2 separate regions of the Homo sapiens genome follow, and region 1 is linked to region 2. Evidence: read pairs that join two places in POLR2A ChIA-PET (ENCODE). Cell type or tissue: B cell. All regions are shown on one strand. Links, peaks and the distances in the headings refer to the core of each region. The heading gives the core; the rest is flanking DNA. Region 1 holds the start of MIR1238 (microRNA 1238). Region 2 overlaps DNM2 (dynamin 2).

Region 1 (15,299 bases), core at 1,800-6,799, 270 kb before region 2:
CAGTCTCCCAGGTAGCTGGGACTACAGGCGTGTGCCACCACGCCCGGCTAACTTTTGTATTTTTAGTAGAGACGGGGTTTCGCCATGTTGGCCAGGCTGGTTCTCAAACTCCTGACCTCAGGTGATCCACCCACCTCAGCCTCCCAAAGTGCTGGGATTACAGGTGTGAGCCACCACGCCCGGCCCATCCCTTCTTTTTTTATACTATGCAGCACCTGCTATGTGTGCTCCCCACTGTCCCGACTGCTGGGGATTCAGAGGGGAACAGAATAGGCAGGAGTTCTGAGTGTGCCTGCTGGGAGCAGACGTTCTGATGGGAGGATGCTCAGCAGTGGCTATGTAACCAAAGTAGCATCACTGTTTGGAATGAAGCCAGGCACAGTGGCTCAGGCCTATAATCCCAGCACTTTGGGAGGCCGAGGCAGGAGGATCATTTGAGACCAGTCTGGGCAACATAGTGAGACCCCCATCTCTACACAATTTTTTTTGAAAATATTCGAGTCTCACTCTCTTGCCCACGCTGGAGTGCAGTGACACCGTCTTGGCTCACTGCAACCTCCGCTTCCCAGGTTCAAGCAAATTTCCTGCCTCAGCCACCCAAGTAGCTGGGATTACAGGTGTATGCCACCACGCCCGGCTAATTTTTGTATTTTTAGCAGAGATGGGGTTTTCCCATGTTGGCCAGGCTGGTCTTGAACTCCCGACCTCAGGTGATCCACCCACCTCGGTCTCCCAAAGCGTTGGGATTACAGGCATGAGCCACTGCACCCAGCCTCTACACAACTTTAAAAAAACAGTAACCCAATGAAGGGCAGATGAGGGTAGCAGCAGAGCCTAGAAAAGCGCCTCTGCAGCCACCAGGCAAATGAGGAGCCAGAGGAGAAGTGCTCCAGGCAAAAGGAACAGCAAGACAGAGACCCTGAGGCTGGAAAGTCCCCTATGTATTTGCATCCGAATAAAAGCCAGTTTTCCCAGTGACCCACAGAGCCCGGCACTATTTGTCCACACCACCTTCTTGATGTCGGGATATCCCCCACCTTGACCTCATATCCTCCTCCCACACTCTGCTGCAGCCACAGGGGCCTCCTCACCTATTTCAGACACTCCCACCTCAGGGCCTTTGCGCTTGCTGCCCCTGCTGCTTGGAGCACTCTTTCAGCAGTGATGCATGTGGCTTTTTTTTTTTTTTTTTTTTTGAGACGGAGTCTTGCTCTGTCACTCAGGCTGGAGTGCAGTGGCATGATCTCAGCTCACTGCAAGCTCCACCTCCTGGGTTCATGCCATTCTCCTGCCTCAGCCTCCCGAGTAGCTGGGACTACAGGCGTCCGCCACCACTCCTGGCTAATTTTTGTATTTTTAATGGAGATGGGGTTTCATTGTGTTAATCAGGATGGTCTCGATCTCCTGACCTCGTGATCCTCCCGCTTCGGCCTCCCAAAGTACTGAGATTATGGACATGAGCCACTGCTTGGCTCCTGTTTTAAAATATTTTTTGCGTGGGGGGTTTTCCAGTGAGAACCAGAAAACCTGAGACAAATTCTAAAAGAGCTGTAATGTTTGACCTCTTTACTTAAAATCACAAGGCTCCCTTCCCTCTTTTATTCTTTTCCATATAGTTATCACCTCTAACACATGAGATAAATCATGTAATTGGCTGGGCGTGGTGGCCCACGCCTGTAATCCCAGCACTTTGGGAGGCAGGTGGATCACCTGAGGTCAGGAGTCCAAGACCAGTCTGGCCAACATGGTGAAACCTCGTCTCTACTAAAAATACAAAAATTAGCTGGGCGTGGTGGCGGGCGCCTGTAATCCCAGCTGCTCGGGAGGCTGAGGCAGGAGAACTGCTTGAACCCAGGAGATGGAGGTTTCGGTGAGCCAAGATCGTGCTACTGCACTCCAGCCTGTAATCCCAGCACTTTAGGAGGCCGAGACGGGCAGATCACCTGAGGTTAGGAGGAGTTCCAGACCAGCCTGGCTAACATGGTGAAACCCCATTTTTACTAAAAATACAAAAAATTAACCCGGGTGTGGTGGCGGGTGCCTGTAATCCCAGCTACTTGAGAAGCTGAGGCAGGAGAATCGCTTGAACTTAGGAGGCGGAGGTTGCGGTGAGCCAATTGGGCCACTGCACTCCAGGCTGGGTGACAGAGTGAGACTCCGTCTCAAAAAAAAAAAAAAAAAAAAAATTCATGTAATCATCTTCCTTGTTAGTCTCTCACACTAGGATGTCAGCTCCTGAGGGCAAGGGTTTTGTGGTCTTGATCACTGCTGCCCTCCAGAGGCTGGGTTCTCACAGAGGAGGTGTTTGCCAAGCGTTTGTTGAGTGGCTGCCTGACAGCACCTGCCTACCCTCCTCCCTGCAGGAACTCCTGCGTTGCGAGCTGTGCCTGGGCATCATGGGTGGGAAACCGCGACACTCACTGTACTTCATTGGCTACCAAGGTAGGCCCACCCCCTCCTCACTCCTCCCACCCCCCACCGCACCCCCACTCACACCTGCACCCCCTGCAGATGACTTCCTGCTGTACCTGGACCCTCACTACTGCCAGCCCACTGTGGATGTCAGCCAGGCCGACTTCCCCCTGGAGGTGAGTGGGAGCCCCAGTGTGTGGTTGGGGCCATGGCGGGTGGGCAGCCCAGCCTCTGAGCCTTCCTCGTCTGTCTGCCCCAGTCCTTCCACTGCACCTCGCCCCGCAAGATGGCCTTTGCCAAGATGGACCCAAGCTGTACCGTGGGCTTCTATGCTGGAGACAGGAAGGAGTTTGAGACACTCTGCTCAGAGCTGACCAGGGTGAGCAAGAGGAAAGCTGGAGTGGGGTGAGGGGGGCGGTTGGGCAGGGCTGGGGGTGAAAGAGGAACAGAGGCCTCGAGTCCAGCAGAGCTGGGGTGCTGCTTCCAGGCTAGGGGTCCTAACCTGGGAAATGTGAAGAATGTCCACCCCTGAAAAGGTGGGAACGCCAAAGCCCACTGTTAAGGCATCATCCCTTGGAGGCAGCTGTATCCAGGGGCTCAAGTGGTGGGAACCCTCCCTGTCTCTTGGCCCTGCTGTCCGACCAGGACTCTACCCTTATGGGGGCGAGAGATGGCCACCAGCCATTCTGGGCACCCACCCTGTGGTCACTGGAAGGGAAACGCAGGTTTTGCAGCAAAAATCCCAGGACTGTCAGTCTTTGGCTGAGCTGGGTCACATGCTCATGGCTGAGCCAATCACTGTGGCCAGGGGATGGAAGGTGCTGATTGGCTGCTCTCTCCTGGAGAGGTGGTCCTGAGAAGCACCTACTAAATAAACCTGGGCTAAGGAATATGGCTTGGCACTGTTTGTGGCTGACCCTGTCTCCCTCTTCCCGCCAGGTCCTCAGCTCCTCCTCAGCCACAGAGCGGTACCCCATGTTCACCCTGGCCGAGGGCCATGCTCAGGACCACAGCCTGGACGACCTCTGCTCCCAGCTCGCCCAGCCCACACTCCGGCTCCCTCGCACAGGGCGGCTCCTCAGGGCCAAACGCCCCAGCTCTGAGGACTTTGTGTTTTTATAAAGGGAGGGGATGAGGGGAAAGATACAACACTATTTATTTTTTTATTTATGTCATGTCGGGTGTGGGATCTTGAGCTCTGGCAGTGATGATGGTACTTCCTGTTGTCAGCCCCTCAAGCCCAGCTGCAACCAGTCTGGGGCCATTCAGCCAGGGACAGAGCCCACAGAGCCCATACACCTGTCTCCCACCAGCGGGGCCCTCCTGGCAGGGTAGGGAAGGAGGACCCCGGGCACCCCCCTCAGGGCCTGACTCACGTACTGTAGTTTGCACTGGACGCCCGGGCCCTCCCTGTCCCAAAGCCCCCTTGGGGGAACTGTGGCTGCTGGGGGCCAATAAAGCTGTGTAACTTGATCGTGGGTGTGGCTGGGCGCAGCGTTCTGAGGGGATGTGGGGTCTGGGAGGTGTCTCGAGGTGAGAGCTCCAAGTCACGGGAAGTTTAAGTCAGCCTCAGTTTCCACATCCATAAAATGGGACGACTTCCTTACCCACAGCTACACGTGTTTTTTAATTTTTTTTTTTTTTTCAAGAGACAGGGTCTTGCTTTGTTGCCCAGGCTGGAGTGCAGTGGTGCAATCATAGCTCTCTGTAGCCTCAAACTCATGGCCTTAAGTGATCTTCCTTCCCCAGCCTCCTGAGTAGCTGGGACTACAGGCATGTGTCACCACATTTTGTAGAGATGGAGTCTCGCTAAGTTGCCCACGCTGGTCTCCAATTCCTGGGCTCAAGTGATCCTTTCACCTCGGCCTCCCAAAGTGCTGGGATTACAGGCGTGCCTGGCCACAGATGAGAGGATCTCTGCAGCAGATAGTACTTGTGGGTGCGAGACCTGTCCAGGGCTTGATTTGAGGAGAGGAGCCTGAGGCCCCTGCCTGCTCCCTGGTGCTCAGGAGCTGTTCTTGGGCCCCTGTTGTTTCCTCCGCTGCCGGCCCAGCTGGCGGAAGTGCAGCCGTTTGGGGTTGAGGCCAAAGGCCTGCAGTCTCTGGCGGCTGAACTCGCATCCACCAAGCATCACAGTGGGGCCCAGCAGCCGTGCCTTCTTGGCCCTCCTCCGCTTCTGGGGGGCTGGCTTCTTGTGGGGTGATACAGGGGCTTCCTCTTCCTGTGCTGGGGGACTCTCCGGCCCCATCAAGCTGCCATCAAGGGCTGGCAGCTGCCTCTGTGGGCCGGCTTCATCTCTCTGTGGCTTCCCTGTGGCTTCCGCAGGTGTCTCTGCCCTGAGGGAGAAAAGTCAGGGCTCAGCCCAGGCCTGTCAAGATCAGGCCCATTCTTGAGCACGCATGCCCCATTTTACAGACAGGGAAAGGAGGGGCATAGTGAAGCAGCCGCACAGCGACCGAGGGCCTGCCTGGGATTCAGACCTGGGTTTCAGGCCAAAGCCAGCGCTTTTCTACGGAACCCAAAGACTAGATTGTGAGGCTGAGGATTCTGGTATTTGTGCCTGGGCCTGCCCTAAGCTAGTCACATCAATTAACTCATTTTAGCCTTTTTCTTCCTTAGAGACAAGGTCTTGCTGTGTCGCCCAGGCTGGAGTGCAGTCGCGTTACCATAGGTCACTGCAGCCTCCAACTCCTGGGCTCAAGCGATCTTCTCGCTTGAGTCTCCCAAAGTGCTGGGATTATAGGTTGGAGCACACACCTGGCCTCATTTTAGCTCTAAATAAACTGTGTGCATCTATCACCCCTGCCTTCTAGACTGGGCGAAAGCAATCCTAATAACAGCTAAGACCTATGGGGCATTTACCATATCTTAATCACTTTACGAGAATTAACTCATTTCATCCTCTGCAACTTGATAAGGCAGAACCGTCTCTATCTCCATCTTATGAGAAAGAGGCCCAGAGAGGGGTAGCGACTTGCCCAAGGTCACACAACGTTGGTGCCCATATAGGATTCGAACCCAGGTCTCAGAGCGGGGGGCGCTGCATTCCCAAAGTCATGCAACAAGAGGTTGACGGAGCCAAGACTCAAGCCTGGGCCTGACAGGCTCCCCACCCACGCTTCCCCAGCCAGCACTGCTTACTCTTCTCGGCAGAGTGACTTGAAGACCTGCCGCTTTTTCCATGAGTTCTGGGCCTTCTGGCTGTACGCCCGCTTGTCCCGCAGCTCCTCCTGCTCTGACCTGCAGACAGATGCCCCTGTGTTGGGTGCTCTGGGAAGTGCCCGAGGCTGCCCGCCCTGCCCCCTGCGCATGTGGCCCCGCCGCGCCCCGCCCCATCACCTGTACATGCAGGTCTTCTTTAGGGAGCACCACCGGTTCAGCTCCTTATCGTCAGCAGCGAGGATCTGCGTGGGAAGGGAGAGTGGGGACCTGCTGTGATATTGCCCAGGCGGGGCCTTCCCTGAGCCTAAGTCATGTCATTAGTCAAAACGGTAATGCCGCTACCACCCAGCAGGGTTGCCATGATGGCCAGAGACAGCTGATCTCTACAGAGGCCAATGATTTTTGTAGAGGTCAGCAGATGGGGTAACTGAGGCTCAGAGAACGGATCCTTGCCCTAGGCCAGATGGCTGGGAAGTTGGCTGAATTGATTCCAGTTTGAGCCTCAGGGCCCTTGAGCTGTCACCCATACCCGGCCATCCCCAAAGCCTCAGAACGGGCAGGGGTCGCTGCCAACCACCAGGCTTCCTAATTACATATGAAACTGTCATTCCCAGCCTCTAGGCCTGTTTCCAAACCTACTGGAAGGCCATCAGAAAGAGGAAGTGATTGAATGCCGATGGTATAAGCTTAGTACACATCGGCTATTTTTACTGACCATGAAAATGGTCGTGCACCTTCAGCCGTCATCAGTCAGGCATAGTAGGTACCCACAGCCTGCCAGGTGCCACACACTTTGGTCTCATTTCTGTTCCTTCCATAGTCACCAAAGTTGGGGTGCTATCAATTATTGTCTCACTTTACAGATGGGGAGTTGAGGCACAGATAGGGGAATCATTTGTCCAAAGACTCAGCTGGTGAGCAGCCAAGCCAGGGCTTGAACCCACCTAGGCCCCCTGGTTCCAGAGGACACCAAGTCTTTTGTTGAGACAGGGTCTCACTATGTCACCCAGGCTGGAGTGCAGTGGCAGGCTCACAGCTCACAGCAGCCTCAACCTCCTGGACTCAAGCAACCCTCCTACCTCAGCCTCCCAAGTAGCTAGGACTAGATCTCCCTATGTTGCTCAGGTTAGTCTCAGAACTACTGGGCTCAAGTGATCCTCCTGCTTCAGCCTCCCAGAGTACTGGGATTACAGGTGTGAGCCAGTGTGACCAGCCCTGCTACCAAGTCTTACCAGCCAGACTGCTGCTAATACATACTGACAGGAATAAAATAATATTGGCTGGGCCTGGTGGCTCACACCTGTAATCCCAGCACTTTGGGAGGCTGAGGCAGGCAGATCACATGAGGCCAGGAATTTGGGATCAGCCTGGCCAATATGGTAAAACTTATCTCTACTAAAAATACAAAAATTAATTGGGCATGATGGCACATGCCTGTAGTTCCAGCTACTTGGGAGGCTAAGGCAGGAGAATCATTTGAACCTGGGAGGCGGAGTTTGCAGTGAGCTGAGTTTGCACCACCGCATGCCGGCCTGGGTGACAGAGCAAGACACTGTCCCAATCAACCAATCAAAAAATAAACAAAAATAAAAAGTAATATTGGCTGGGTGTGGTGGCTCACACGCAGAATCCCAGCACTTTGGGAGGCCAAAGCAGGAAGCTTGTTTAGGCCCAGGGAGTTCGAGACCAGCCTGCACAACACAGTAAAACATCATCTGTACAAAAAATATTTTTAATTAAAAAAAATTAATTGGGCATGGTGGCACATGCCTGTAGTCCCAGCTACTTGGGAGGCTGAGGTAGGAGGATCAATTGAGCCCAGGAGGTTGGCACCACTGCACTCCAGCCTGGGTGACAGAGCGAGACTATGTCTCAAAAAAAAGAAGTAATATTTACGGGGCGTGCCATAGGTGAGGCACTGTTTTAAGCCCCCACCTTGTAGAAGGTAGTAATATTACCTTTGAGGTGAGGTAATGTTATTAGCACTGTCATTAGGACTATTAGCATTTCTTTTTTTTTTTTTTTGGCGCTCTGTCACCTAGGCTGGAGTGCAGTGGTGCAATCTCGGCTCATTGCAACCTCTGCCTCCTGGGTTCAAGCGATTCTCCTGCCTCAGCCTCCCAAGTAGCTGGGACTACAGGCGCCTGCCACCATGCCTGGCTAATTTTTTTGTATTTTTAGTAGAGACGGAGTTTCACCACGTTGGCCAGGCTGGTCTCGAACTCCTGACCTCAGGTGATCCACTTGCCTCGGTCTCCCAAAGTGCTGCGATTACAGGCATGAGCCACTGCGCCCAACCGAATATTATCATTTTCAAGATGAAGAAACAGCCTGCCATGTTGTGGCATTTCTGAGCAACAGAGATTGGGACTCAGGGCCAGCTTTCTACCCCTTCGGCATACCTGGTGCCCCCTGCAGTGTCCCTGCCTGCCCGGGGCCCCTACCTCCTCAGTGCTGAGGCCAAAGTCACAGGGCACCACTGTGCGGTACTTGAAGCGACAGGGCAGGTCGTCGATGATGTCCTCGTAGTCCAGCCGGTAATACTCATCCAGGTACTCCTCGAACGTCTTGTCCCCTGCTCGAGACAGAGCCAGGCTGCTGGGCTATGCCAGGCCCCGCGGTGCCCCCTGCCTACCCACGGCCTGCCCACCTGGGCCTCACCGGGTTCAAACACGGGCTTCTCCTGCCCCACGGCCGCGGCGAAGGGCGACTTGCGCTTCTTCTTGCCCGTCAAGGGGGCCTCGCGCTTTTTCTTCCTCGGCTGGCTGGGGTCGTAGTCGGCGTCCATCTGCCAGGACGCACAGGTCAGATCCCACCAGCCCCCCGTCAGGGCCCCTGGGACTCCCTCAACCCGTGATACCTACGTTGAAGTTGGGGTCCTCACAGTGCAGCTCCTGCTGGCTCCAGTCTCCCTCCTGCTCAGGCCCGTCCCACGTGTCCCAGTTCCAGTCGTCTGGATGCAGGGAGAACAGACAGGTGGGGCCAGGGTGGGACCTTGGGCTTCAGTCCCAGTCCCCAGTCCCCAATCCCCAGCCCAGTGCCCCAGCTGATCTCACCTTCAAGCCCTTCTTCTTCCTCAAATTGTGGCTTCTCCTCCTCCACGGCCCCGTAGTACTCGTCCCCAAAGCACTTCTGCAGGGTCAGGGCTGGCGGTTACCAGAGCCCACTCGAGACATAGGAGCTGAGCCCCCTACGATGCCGCCAATGACCCCCTCCTTGGCAACTTTACTCCTACAGCTAGGGCTCCCTACAGCCCTCCCAGCACCTAGCTCCTGAGGTGGGAGGCCCTGCATGTCCAGGATCCTCCGCCAACTCCCCTGCTGTCTACCCTGTGATGTACTGGCCGCCATTCAGTTCCACATATCCACAGTTCTTCGCCGTCCTACCCACCTTCGCCCCTGTGGTGCCCACCACCTGGTGCACTACTCAGGCCCCAGGTCTTTTTTTTTTTTGAAACAGAATTTCGCTCTTGTTGCCCAAGCAGGAGTGCAATGGCACTATCTCGGCTCACTGCAACCCTTGCCTCCCGGTTTCAAGCGATTCTCCTGCCTCAGCCTCCGGAATAGCTGGGATTACAGGCATGTGCCACCACGCCCGGCTAAGATCTTTTTTTTTTGAGACAGCGTCTCACCCAGTAGCCCATGCTGGAGTACAATGGCGAGATCTTGGCTCACTACAACCTCCACCTCCCGGGTTCAAGCGATTCCCTGCCTCAGCCTCCCGAGTAGCTAGGATTAGAGGTGCACGCCACTACACCCTGGCTAATTTTTTGTATCTTTAGTAGAGATGGGGATTCTCCATGTTGGCCAGGATGGTCTCAATCTCCTGACCTCGTGATCCGCCTGCCTCGGCCTCCCAAAGTGCTGGGATTACAGGTGTGAGCCACTGCACCCGGCCAGGTCTTTTTTTTTTTTTAAAACAGAGGCTCCCTCTGTCGCCCAGGCTGGAATGCAGTGGCATGATCTCGGCTTACTGCAACCTCTGCCTCCCGGGTTCAAGCAATTCTCCTGCCTCAGCCTCTCAAGTAGCTGAGATTACAAGCATACACCACCACACCTGGCTAATTTTTGTATTTTTAGTAGAGATGAGGTTTTACCATGTTGGCCAGGCTGATCTCGAACTCCTGACCTCAGGTGATCTGCCTGCCTTAGCCTCCCAAAGTGCTGGGATTACAGGCGTGAGCCACCGTGGCCAGTGAGAGCCATGTTTGTGTGAACTCAGCGTCATGTTGGGCCGGGATGAGGGCCGCACCTGCATGAGCTGGTCGTGCTGGGCAGGGTCGAAGTCGTCTTCAAGGTCCCCCTCCTCGAGGCCCAGCATCTCGTTGCCTGTTACTTTCCGCAGCTTCTCCAGCTTGGCCAGAATCTCCTTCCTCTTCAGGTTCTTCAGCTGCTTGAGCTCTTCCTGCTTCTTTGCTTTCTCCTGCAGGCCCAGGCAGAGAGGGGGAGGGCATGGGCTTTCCTCCAGGGCTGGGGGGTCCTCCCCAGCTCACCCCCCACACTCACCCTCTTCTTTCGCTCCCGAGTCTCTTCCCTCTTCTCCTTTCTGCGCTCATCCTTACGGCGCACGGAGGACGCGATGCTGCGTGGGTAGGTCTTGACCTAGGCGCAATCAGAAAAGCCCACAAGGGCCGCAGAGATGATGTGGGGTTCCCTGGGCCTGAACCCTGGGGGCTGAGTCCTCCCCAGCCCCAGCCACACACCGATGCTGAGTCCGGCTCCTCGAAACGGAAATTGTACTTCTGTTCAAAGTCCTCCTGTTTCTTCAGAAACAGCTCCCCTTCGTCTGAGGAGTCGTCCACAGCCAGCTGGACTGGGGGACCGTGGACCCTGAGGGGCAAGATGTGGTGATGCCAGGGGGCCAGCCAAGTGAGGTCGAGCCCCCCTTTCCTGCACGCCTGGGTACGAAGCGTATGAACTCATTTAATCCTCACAAGAACCCTACAAGGTGCACGCTGCTATTGTCCTCATTTTACAGATGGGGAAACTGAGGCATGAAAGTCTTGAAGCCGAACCAGGATTTGAGGCAGTGCCACCTGGCTCCAGAGCCTATACTCTGTGGCTCTGCCTTACAGAAGACTAACTCTGCCACCATCTGTGAAAAAAATACACACATGGTGCCCTCTGCCTCCTGGCCAGTGCCGCCTGGGAATACTTCATGAAGCGCACCCAAAATCTAGGTCCTGGGGAGATGCAGTGGCTCACCCCTCCTCTTCCTCCATTTCCTCTTCATCTTCCTCCTCCTCTTCCTCCTCCTCATAGCGTTTGTTGAGGATGTAATCCCGCAGGAACCGCTCCCCTTCATCCAACTCAGGGTCGTTCCAGTATTCCTTGAGATGCGTCTGGGGGTGACAGGAGACAGGACTCTGGTCAATGGAGGACAGGGAAGGAGGGCAGGCATGCTCACCACATGGACCTCACAGCCAGCCTCTGGAGTAGGTGACATTAGCCCCATTTTGGTTTCTTATTTTTATTTCGAGACAGGGTCTTACTCTGCCATCCAGGTGACAGTACAGTCGTGTGATCATAGCTCACTGCAGACCCAACCTCCCGGGCTCACAAGATCCTCCCACCTTAGCCTCCCAAGTATTTGAGACTACAGGTGCATGCCACCATGCCTGGCTAATTTTTTCATTTTTTTGTAGAGCCATTTTGCTATGTTGCCCAGGCCAGTCTCAAACTCCTGGCCTCAAGCAATCCTCCTGCCTTGACCACCCAAAGCACTGGGATTACAGGTGTGAACCACGGCACCCAGCCTATCCCCATTTAAAGAGATGTAGGAGCTGAGGCCCAGAGATGTACATATCCCATCTTCAGAGGGTTACTTTCTGTAAATAGGTTGGATGGACGCGGAACACGCGGTCTACTCCATCAGCGACCATGCGTGAGAACTCACCAGTTCCTTCAGGGAATCTGGGTTCCGAATCTCTTTCTGTCCCTTCAGCCACTCGATGTAGTCGGCCTCCTCCTGGGCCTGGGGGAAAGCTAGCACTGAGCATCCGCAGATGCCCAGCCACCCGCCACCCTGTCCCCCAGCAGTCCAGTCAGGCCCCAGTACCCACCTTCTCCTGCCTGGTTTTGGCACGTTTCTGCAGCAAACTGGAGCCGCCCTCCCCAGCGCCGTCCTCGTCCTCACTGTCCTCCACAAATGCCCGGAAGCTGCCCACGAGAGAAAACAAGCCTCAGGACAGGCAGGCTGGCCCCTGTCTGCTGCCCCAGTATTTATTTTATTTTGTAGAGCTGGGGTCTCACTATGTTGCCCAGGCTGATCTTGAACTCCTGGGCTCAAGTGATCCTCCCTCCTCTGCCCACCAAAGCCCTGAGATTACAGGCATGAGCCACCTCACCTGGCTGGCTGCCCCAAGATTAACCCCATTTACTAAGCCCTGAGCTCTCCTCTCAACAAGCTCAGAGCAGTGCTGTGATGTTATTAACCCCGTTTAACTGATGAGGAAACTGAAGCACATAGAAAGTGACAGAGCTCAATTTGAACCCGTGCCTATCCAACCCCCGAGCCTCAACTTTCCTCCATTGGGCCATTCCCGCCCACCCAGCCTCACCTTTCCTTGAGCTGTTTCTGTTCCTCCACATAACTTTGCGACGATGTCTCCTGCAGAGAGGGCCATAGGTCTCAGGCCAGCCCCAGGCCCCTCAGCCCCCCGACCCAGCCTTCACCCCACCCACCTGGAGTCTGTGATTGGAAGTCTCCCCGTCTGAGTTCTCCTCATCAACATATTTGCTGTAAAGGAAAAGTGGGGTCTTCAGAATATATCTTCCAGGGCCCGCCTGTCCCCATGCCCATGCGGAGCAGCTATTCCAAGCAACAGCTGGCGGGGGTCATCGGAGGGCTATGGAATCACTGAGACTCCTGCTCTCAGGGCTATCTGCGATTCTGGTGAGTTTCCAGCGTTTTTTTTTTTTTTTTCTTTTCCAATCATGGGTGACAGCATTTCTTTTTTGGAGCCAGGGTCTCGCTCTATCCCTCAGGCTGGAGGGCAGTGGCATGATCTCGGAAAACTGCAACCTCCACCTCCCAGATTCAAGCGATTCTCCTGCCTCAGCCTCCCCACGTAGCTGGGACTACAGGCGCCCACCACCACATCTGGCTAATTTTTGTATTTTTAGTAGAGACGGGGTTTCACCATGTTGGCCAGGGTGGTCTCAAACTCTTGACCTCAGGTGATCTGCCCGCCTCAGCCTCCCAAGGTGCTGGTATTACAGGCATGAGCCACCATGCCCGGCCTTTTTTCTTTTTGAGACAGGGTCTTATTCTGTTGCCCAGGCTGGAGTGCAGTGGCCTGATCATAGCTCACTGCAGCCTCCATCTCCTGGCTCAATCCTCCTGCCTCAGCCTCCTGAGTAGCTGGGACTACAGGTACACATCATCATGCCCAGCTAATTTTTAATTTTTTTGTAGAGGCGGGGTATGTTGCCCAGCCTGGTCTCAAACTTCTGTCCTCAAGCGATCCTATTGCCTCAGCCTACCAAAGTGCTGGGATTATGGGCATGAGCCACCATGCCCGGCCCAGGCTGCCAGCTTTTTTCCCTCTCCTGCCCCTAAGACCCCCATAGACCTGACAGGGCTGGGAACCAGGGGGTGGGGATGTAGGCCTTCTCCATACCCTGCCTTCTCCAAGATAACCTTCCTCTCGTAGTCCTTCAGGTACATGGGCCGCACTTTCTTCTGCTTCTCCAAGGCTTCTGGGTCCTCCTCACTGTCTGATGACGATGCTGTTAACCCACCAAAGACACCTGCCATCACCCACAACCCCCTTCTTTGCCGTGGCAGAGAATCCCACAGGGCAGGGCCAGGGTTAGACAGAGGATTCAAATCCCAAATCCACCAATTCCCAGCTGTCCAAGAGTATTGTGCTTGTCACCATCTGGTGGGGTTGGGGTCATTCAGTCAGTAATTCCTGCTTTGATTATTATTATTGTTGTTATTATTTATTTACTTATTTTTTTTTGAGGTGGAGTCTCATTCTGTTGCCCAGGCTGGAGTGCAATGGCATGATCTCGGCTCACTGCAACCTCTGCCTCCCGGGTTCAAGCTGTTCTCATGTCTCAGCCTCCCAAGCAGCTGGGATTACAGGTGCCCACCACCGCGCCCGGCTAATTTTTATATTTTTAGTAGAGATGGGGTTTCTCCATGTTGGTCAGGTTGGTCTCGAACTCCTGACCTCAGGTGATTTGCCTGCATCGGCCTCCCAAAGTGCTGAGATTACAGGCGTGAGCCACCGCACCCGGCCATTATTATTATTTTTTTGAGACAGAGTCTCACTCCGTTGCCCAGTGCATGGCGTGACTTGGCTTACTGCAACCTCCGCCTCCCAGGTTCAAGCGATTCCCCTGCCTCAGCCTCCTGAGTAGCTGGGATTACGGGTGTGCACCACCACGCCCAGCTAATTTTTGTTATTTTTAGTAGAGATGGGGTTTCACCATGTTGGCCAGGCTGGTCTCGAACTCCTGACCTCAAGTGATCCTCCCGCCTCAACCTCCCAAAGTGCTAGGATTACAGGCATGAGCCACCATGCCCAGCCTGATTAATTATTATAATTAATTTTTTTGAGAGTTGGAGTCTTACTCTTGCTCAGGCTGGAGTGCAGTGTCAACATCCTAGCCCACAGCTCACTGCAGCCTTGAACTCATGGGCTTAAGCAATCCTCCCACTTCAGCCTCCCAAATACCTGGGACTATAAGCGCACACCAGCATGCTCAGCTGAGTTCTGAATCTTTTGTAGAGATGGGGTCTTGCCGCCAGGCACAGTGGCTCACGCCTGTAATCCTAGCACTTTGGGAGGCCAAGGCGGATGGATTACCTGAGGTCAGGAGTTCGAGACCAGCCTGGCTAACATGGTGAAACCCCATCTCTACTAAAAATAACAAAAAAATAGCTGGGCGTGGTGGCACGCACCTGTAATCCCAGCTACTCCGGAGGCTGAGGCAGGAGAATCGGTTGAACCGGGGAGGCGGAGGTTGCAGTGAGCCCAGATCATGCCATTGCACTCCAGCTTGGGCAACAAGAGCAAAACTCCGTCTCAAAAAAAAAAAAAGAAAAAAGAAAGAAAGGCTGGCTGGGCGCAGTGGCTCACGCCTGTAATCCCAGCACTTTGGGAGGCCAGGGTGGGCGGATCACCTGAAGTTGGGAGTTCGAGACCAGCCTGGCCAACATGGAGAAACCCTGTCTCTACTAAAAATCCCAAATTAGCTGGGCGTGGTGGCGCGTGCCTGTAATTCCAGCTACTCAGGAGGCTGAGGCAGGAGAATCGCTTGAACCTGGGAGACGGAGGTTGCAGTGAGCTGAGATCGTCCCATTGCAACCCAGCCTGGGCAACAAGAGTGAAACTCCATTTCAAAAAAAAAAAAAGAGAAATGGGGTCTTGCTATGTTGGCCAAACTGGTCTCAAACTCCTGGCCTCAATTGACCCTCCCACCTCAGCCTCCCAAAGTGCTGGGATTAGATGCTTGAACCACCTGCCCAGCCTGGTGGAGTTGGAATCATTCAGTCAGCAATTCCCACCTTGAATAGTGCCAAGGACACAGTCATTAACTCCACCACCAGGTAATAACCTAGGCTCTGCTAAGGACTTGTGACTTGTGAAGCAATTCATTCAATAGTCAAAACAGATGAACTGTGTAAACTGGGTAAATCCCAATCTATCCTTAAAACAGCCCTGAGGGGAGATGCTACCGTTAGATATACTTTACAGACAGGAAAAGAGGCTC
Region 2 (5,830 bases), core at 703-5,702:
ACACACACGTGTGTGTGTGTGTGTGCGCGCGCGCGCACGCGTGCGTGCCGGCAGCACCAGGAAGGCGGCCACTGATTTCTCGGCGGAATCGCACTGTAAACAGTTCCAGATGTGGCATTAGCTGGAATGGCCTGTGACTCAGTTACTTGGCCCTGCTGGCTGGAAGCTTCCGGCCGCGTGATATGATAGGGTCAGGGCAGCAAAGGCCCTTGGGCAAACGTCCGAGCCGGGGGCAGGGCTTCTGCAGAGCCCCCTCCCCTAGCCCCTTCTAAAGCCCCCAAAACTCTTCCCCGAAAGGTGGGAGGGACCCAGGCCCTGTGTTACCCAGCCTTGCCTGGGATGACGGGTGCAGGCTTTCTTCATCACCTTCCCTCCCTTGGGTCCGCAGCGGCATCCCTCCCTCCATGGCCACCGGGCCCCTCTCCTATGCTCTGCTCCCTCCATGGCCACCGGGCCCCTCTCCTATGCTCTGCTCCCTCCATGGCCACCGGGCCCCTCTTCCTATGCTCTGCCCTACTTCTTTGCCTAGAGCCTGGCAGGCTAATCCTGGAGCCGCTCACAAGAGCAACCAAAGAAAATCCCGGGTGCTCATGGGCACCAGCTCTGCAGTGGGCACCAAGCTCCTCCATCCTCCTTGGATAGATGAGGAAACTGAGATGAAATGGGAGGTGGCGGGGAAGTGGCTTGCCCGAGGGCACACGGCCAGGAAAGGGCAGGGCTGGCATCACCTCAACCATGCTGAGCTCCTAACGCCCTGAGGCTGAGCCCATGTGCCAAGCCCACTGCTTCATCCTGGCTCCCCTTGCAAAGTCCTGACAGTCCCAGCTGGCCCCCACTTGCCAGGGAGCCCCCGCTGCCTTCTCCACAGTCACTGTGGCTGCTCCTGAACTTGGAGGCGGCAGCCAGGTTAGGCTTTGTGCTGGGGCAGCGCAGTGAGGGGACATGAGAGGAGTTTCCAGAGACGGCCCAGGGAGAAGAAGGGCCAGGGGCACTGTGGGGAGGACTGGGCTTTGGGTCACAGAGACCTGGCCTCTGAAGTCCTGCTGTGGCTTGCGCTGCCTGCCGTGTGGCCTTCGGCAGCCAGCTTCCCTCTCTGAGCTAGGAGGGATCCGTGAACTGAGACCAAGCAGTGCATGGCATGGGTCCCCAAGAGCTGCTGCTGTGGCGGGTGGGCACACACATCACTGGGTGAGTGTGGGACTCCAGGGTGCCACCCCCAGCTCCGTGACTCGCCAGCCCCTTGCCCCTGGCCGAGGGGCCCACCTCTGAGCTGCCTCCCTAGCAGTCTGGACAGCCGTGGCTGGCACTTGGTGCTTCCTGAACAGGGCCAACCTTAGAAAGCAAGTGATAGGGCAGGTGCGGTGGTGCACACCTGTAATCCCAGCACTCTGGGAGGCTCGCTTGAACCCAGGAGTTTAAGACCAGCCTGGGCAACATAGCGAGACCCCATCTCTATTAAAATAATGATAATGATAATAATAAAGAAAGGGAGTAAGGCTTCTGCAGCACCTGGCCCAGGACCTATCCAGCCCCAAGATGTCCTAAAGCGGCCAAGGTTGAAATCCCAGCCCTGCTCCTCTCTGCCTCAGTCTTCCCCTCTGTAAAATGGCATCACAGAGGTAACTCACTCCTAGGCTCGTTTCAAAGATGGAGCCCAGATAAAAGTTCCATTCACTTCGTGCAAGGCGAGGGGCAGTTGTGTTGTGCGTGCCGTCAGCCACATGTCAGCAGTGAACTCAACAGGAGTCCCTGCCCTGGAGAAACTTGAGTCAGTCCAGTGGCAGTCAGCCACCTAGGTCAATAAGCACAGGCAGTCAGGCACCTAGGTCAACAAGCGCAGGATACGTGACGTGTTGTGTGAGGGAAAAGGAGGATGGAGGTGGGGAGGGTGCGGGTAGAGTTAGGGCAGGAGGGAGCCATGCAAGTGTCAGGATCAGGCAGTAGCCCGGTCGTCCGAAGGCCCTGGGGTAGGAACCCAGGTGGGATACTCAGGGAGCATCATGGAGGGCAGCGTGGCTGGGACAGAGTGACGGACGGGGAAGGGCCGGCAGATGGGCTCATATACAGCAGCGACCAGCATTGAGAAGCCCCCGGGGCTGGTGGTGGCGCATGCTACACGCTCTGGCCTGGGGCATCCTGAGTTGTCACGTGGACCGCTCAGGGTGACTCTTTTCCCTCCACCCTCAGGAGAAAGAGAAGAAGTACATGCTGCCTCTGGACAACCTCAAGATCCGTGATGTGGAGAAGGGCTTCATGTCCAACAAGCACGTCTTCGCCATCTTCAACACGGAGCAGAGGTGAGGGGCCCAGGGGCCTGGGGATGGCTCGGGGTGAAGACCAATGGCCTCATTCACACTCCACAACCTTCACTGAGCACTGAGCACCTGGCTGTCAGCAGTCCCTGCCCTTGGGACCCAGCTTTTAGAAAGGGGAGTCACGTGAGAAATAGCAAATGCCAGGGATGCTTCCCGTGCTGGGTCAGAGATGACCTCTCTGGGCAGAGATGAGGATGAAGGCAGGCTCCGAGTCAGTGGGAGCCATGGAGAGTTCTGAGCACAGGGTGACCAGGACCTGGCTCAGGTGCTTGCAGGAGCCCTCTGGTGGCTGAGAGGGAAACAGTATGAGAGGGTGAGAGATGGGGGACGAGGGCAAAGGCCGCTGCCTTGTCCAAGTGGGCGATGATGGGGCCAGAACCCATAGGGAAGGAGGGTGCAGATTCTGGGTAGAAGAGTCAGGCGGAGCCCTGGTGGGCATGGATATGAGAGAGAAAGGCACCAATTGTGACCCTGAGTACGTGGGCCTGAGCTCCTGCACTGCCCAGCTGCTGCCATTGGCCGAGGTGGGGAAGGCAGCGGCAGGTAGGCCTGGAGACAGCCAAGAGCTCCATTTAGGCCATGCCAAGGGAGAGGGTGCATCAGGGAGGCACCTGGGTAGATCGAGGAGTGTGATGTCCAGGAACGAGCTCCAGTCTGGGATGTGAACTGGGCAGTCACCATTGCGTGGATGGTATTTCAAGGAACGAAACCAGATGAGCTCCCAGGAGAGTGAAGCTGGAGAATGGGAGGCCCCAGGAAGCTCACAGTACATCTGTCCCATGAGGCGTAGCTGGAGACTTTAGCAGAGACACTGCTCTCAGGAAGAAACCCAGCTGGCAGGAGGGCTCTTCCCATGCTCACACAATCACGCTCATCCAGGAAGCAGGGCCCACCTGAGTCAGGGATTAGCTGTCAGTAAAGGCCCGGTGGTACCCTGAGACCTGTAGGCAGGCACTGACGTCCTCCCTGCTGGCCCCAGAACCTCCTTGCCTACTGCTTGGCTACACCCACCAACTCCAGCTGAGTCTCCTGGTTCCCTCCTGCTTTGCTCTGGCTGGCCTAAAGCTCGAGACCCATTTGTCCACCAGCTGGCCGTGAAAACCTTCATAGCTCTTCTAGGCTTGCCCCTGGCCATATGACACCTGGCAGCTGTCCCAGGTCCCTGAGCCGTGTGCCTCCTGTACAGGGAGGGTGACAATATTATCTGATATATCTTTTAAGAGCAGGTTCAGGAAACCCAGAGTAGTAGCTGCAAAAACAAGATAAGATGGTTGATAGTTTTTTGTGTAAATTAAGTCCAGACTTTAGTATCCCGGGCAAAGTGGAGCAGCTCCACAGGCATCAGGGTCCAGGCCCTGCATGTTCCTCAGGATTCCACCTGATATGCAGAAGCCGAGCTCTGCGGTGGGACAGGCCTGCCATGAAATCCTGACTTTTTTTTTAAACGGAGTTCCGCTGTTGTTGCCCAGGCTAGAGTGCAATGGTGCGATCTCAGCTCACCGCAACCTCTGCCTCCTGGGTTCAAGCGATTCTCCTGCCTCAGCCTCCCAAGTAGCTGGAATTACAGGCATGCACCACCACGCCTGGCTAATTTTTTATTTTTAGTAGAGACGGGGTTTCTCCATATTGGTCAGGCTGGGCTCGAACTCCCAACCTCAGGTGATCCACCCACCTCGGCCTCCCAAAGTGCTGGGATTACAGGTGTGAGCTACTGCACCTGGCCCAAAACCCCGACTTCTACTTCTTTGTCCAAAATGGCTGCCCAGACTCCAGCCATTGTGATGATGTCCCAGGCAGCAGCAGGAAGGAGAGGAGGAGCTACAAGGGCATGCCTCTCCCCACACAACCTCATCCAGAGGTCGTTCGGGGCAGCCACTTGCTGACCACAAACCCAACTCTCACTTAAAGGCTTTGTGGGCAGCTTGGCTGTCTTAACCACACCTGGATGTGGGACAGGAAAATGTGCGTGGCATGTGGCACGGGGCCTGGCCTGTAGACCACCATCTGCAAGCACTGTTTAGCATCCATTCCATTTATCTCCCAGCTTTGAGACCCTGGTTCTTTTTTCTTTTTCTTTTTCTTTTTTTTTTTTTTTTGAGATGGAGTCTTCCTCTGTCACCCACCCAGGCTGGAGTGCAGTGGCATGATCTCAGCTCATTGTAGCCTCCACCTCCCATGCTCAAGTGATCCTCCCGCCTCGGCCTCCCGAGTAGCTGGGACTACAGGCGCACACCACCATGCCCAGCTAATTTTTGTATTTTCTGTAGAGATGGGGGTGTTGCTGTGTTGCTCAGGCTGGTCTCCAACTCCTGAGCTCAAGCAATCCCCCTGTCTCAGCCTCCCAAAGTGCAGGAATTACAGGTATGAGCCACCATGCCTAAACTTTACAAAAATTTTTTTGTTTTGTTTTGATACATAGTCTCACTCTGTCGCCCAGGCTGGAGACAGTGGCACAATCTTGGCTCACTGCAACTTCCACCTCCCAGGTTTAAGCGATTCTCCTGCCTCAGCCTCCCGAGTAGCTGGGATTACAGGCATGCAGTACCACTCCCAGCTAATTTTTTGTATTTTAGTATTGACGGGGTTTCACCATGTTGGCCAGGCTGGTCTCAAACTCCTGACCTCAGTTGATCCTCCTGCCTCAGCTTCCCAAAGTGTTGGGATTACAGGCGTGAGCCACTGTGCCCAGCCAAAACTTTTTTTATAAAAAACACACAGGCCGGGCACGGGGGCTCACGCCTGTAATCCCAGCACTTTGGGAGGCCGAGGCAGGTAGGTCACGAGGTCAGAAGATCGAGATCATCCTGGCGAACACGGTGAAACCCCGTCTCTACTAAAAATGCAAAAAATTAGCTGGGGTGGTGGCAGGTGCCTGTAGTCCCAGCTACTCGGGAGGCTGAGGCAGGAGAATGGTGTGAACCCGGGAGGCGGAGCTTGCAGTGAGCCAAGATCGCGCCACTGCACTCCAGCCTGGGCGACAGAGCAAGACTCTGTCTCAAAAACAAAACAAAACACATTCGGGCACAGTGGCTCACACCTGTAATCTCAGAACTTTGGGAAGCCGAGGTGGGCGGATCAGCTGAGGTCAGGAGTTCGAGACCAGCCTGACCAACATGGAGAAACCCCATCTCTACTAAAAATACTAAAATTAGCCAGGTGTGGTGGCGCATGCCTGTAATCCCAGCTACTCGGGAGGCTGAGGCAGGAGAATCGCTTGAACCCGAAAGGTGGAGGTTGCGGTGAGCCGAGATTGCGCCATTGCACTCCAGCCTGGACAACAAAAGCGAAACTCCGTCTCAAAAAAAAAAAATAAATAATAATAATAATAATAAAGTTCTGGTGGACAGTGCTGCTCTGGGCTTTCCTGAAAATGCCCCAGTGGGAGCTTCCCAGCCACAGTTGGTGTCGAGGGTCACATGCCCACCTCTGGGGGCCCAGGAAAAGAGAAGAGTCAGCTGATCCAACAGAAACAAAGAAACTCAGACACTTGCCGAGCTTGTGCACAGCGCTCTTCT

The links. ChIA-PET counts read pairs that join two places held together with the same protein. Peaks named below come from ENCODE experiments on the same cell type or tissue, not always from the same donor. Only the 100,000 strongest peaks of a DNase experiment are listed, where the experiment ranks them.
Region 1: POLR2A ChIA-PET joins it to region 2 with 9 read pairs; 4 of 35 experiments call an interaction of 5 or more read pairs at or near these places.

Annotation. Positions count from the first base shown.
Region 1 is chr19:10,549,534-10,564,832 of GRCh38, forward strand. It overlaps ATG4D (autophagy related 4D cysteine peptidase), which reads left to right. Exons shown (of 10, transcript NM_032885.6): 7 at 2,364-2,442; 8 at 2,512-2,588; 9 at 2,672-2,791; 10 at 3,352-3,885. The coding sequence ends at 3,534. KRI1 (KRI1 homolog) reads right to left here. Exons shown (of 19, transcript NM_023008.5): 4 at 13,196-13,304; 5 at 12,258-12,312; 6 at 12,134-12,183; 7 at 11,636-11,732; 8 at 11,470-11,547; 9 at 10,779-10,915; 10 at 10,277-10,403; 11 at 10,080-10,175; 12 at 9,826-9,996; 13 at 8,631-8,706; 14 at 8,439-8,527; 15 at 8,236-8,362; 16 at 8,019-8,149; 17 at 5,752-5,816; 2 more. The coding sequence ends at 4,418. MIR1238 (microRNA 1238) reads left to right here and starts at 2,589; the gene lies at 2,589-2,671. It also overlaps the pseudogene RNU7-140P. RefSeq lists enhancers at 4,547-4,716, 4,737-4,786, 4,817-4,896. In B cell, for the core only: no CTCF peak of the experiment used is centred there; DNase peaks (open chromatin) are centred at 3,709 and 4,628; H3K4me3 peaks cover 544 bases; H3K27ac peaks cover 4,288 bases.
Region 2 is chr19:10,817,793-10,823,622 of GRCh38, forward strand. It overlaps DNM2 (dynamin 2), which reads left to right. Exons shown (of 21, transcript NM_001005361.3): 16 at 2,188-2,297. Among named protein-coding and RNA genes, the nearest start is that of MIR199A1, 3.2 kb to the left of the region's middle. In B cell, for the core only: no CTCF peak of the experiment used is centred there; a DNase peak (open chromatin) is centred at 2,594.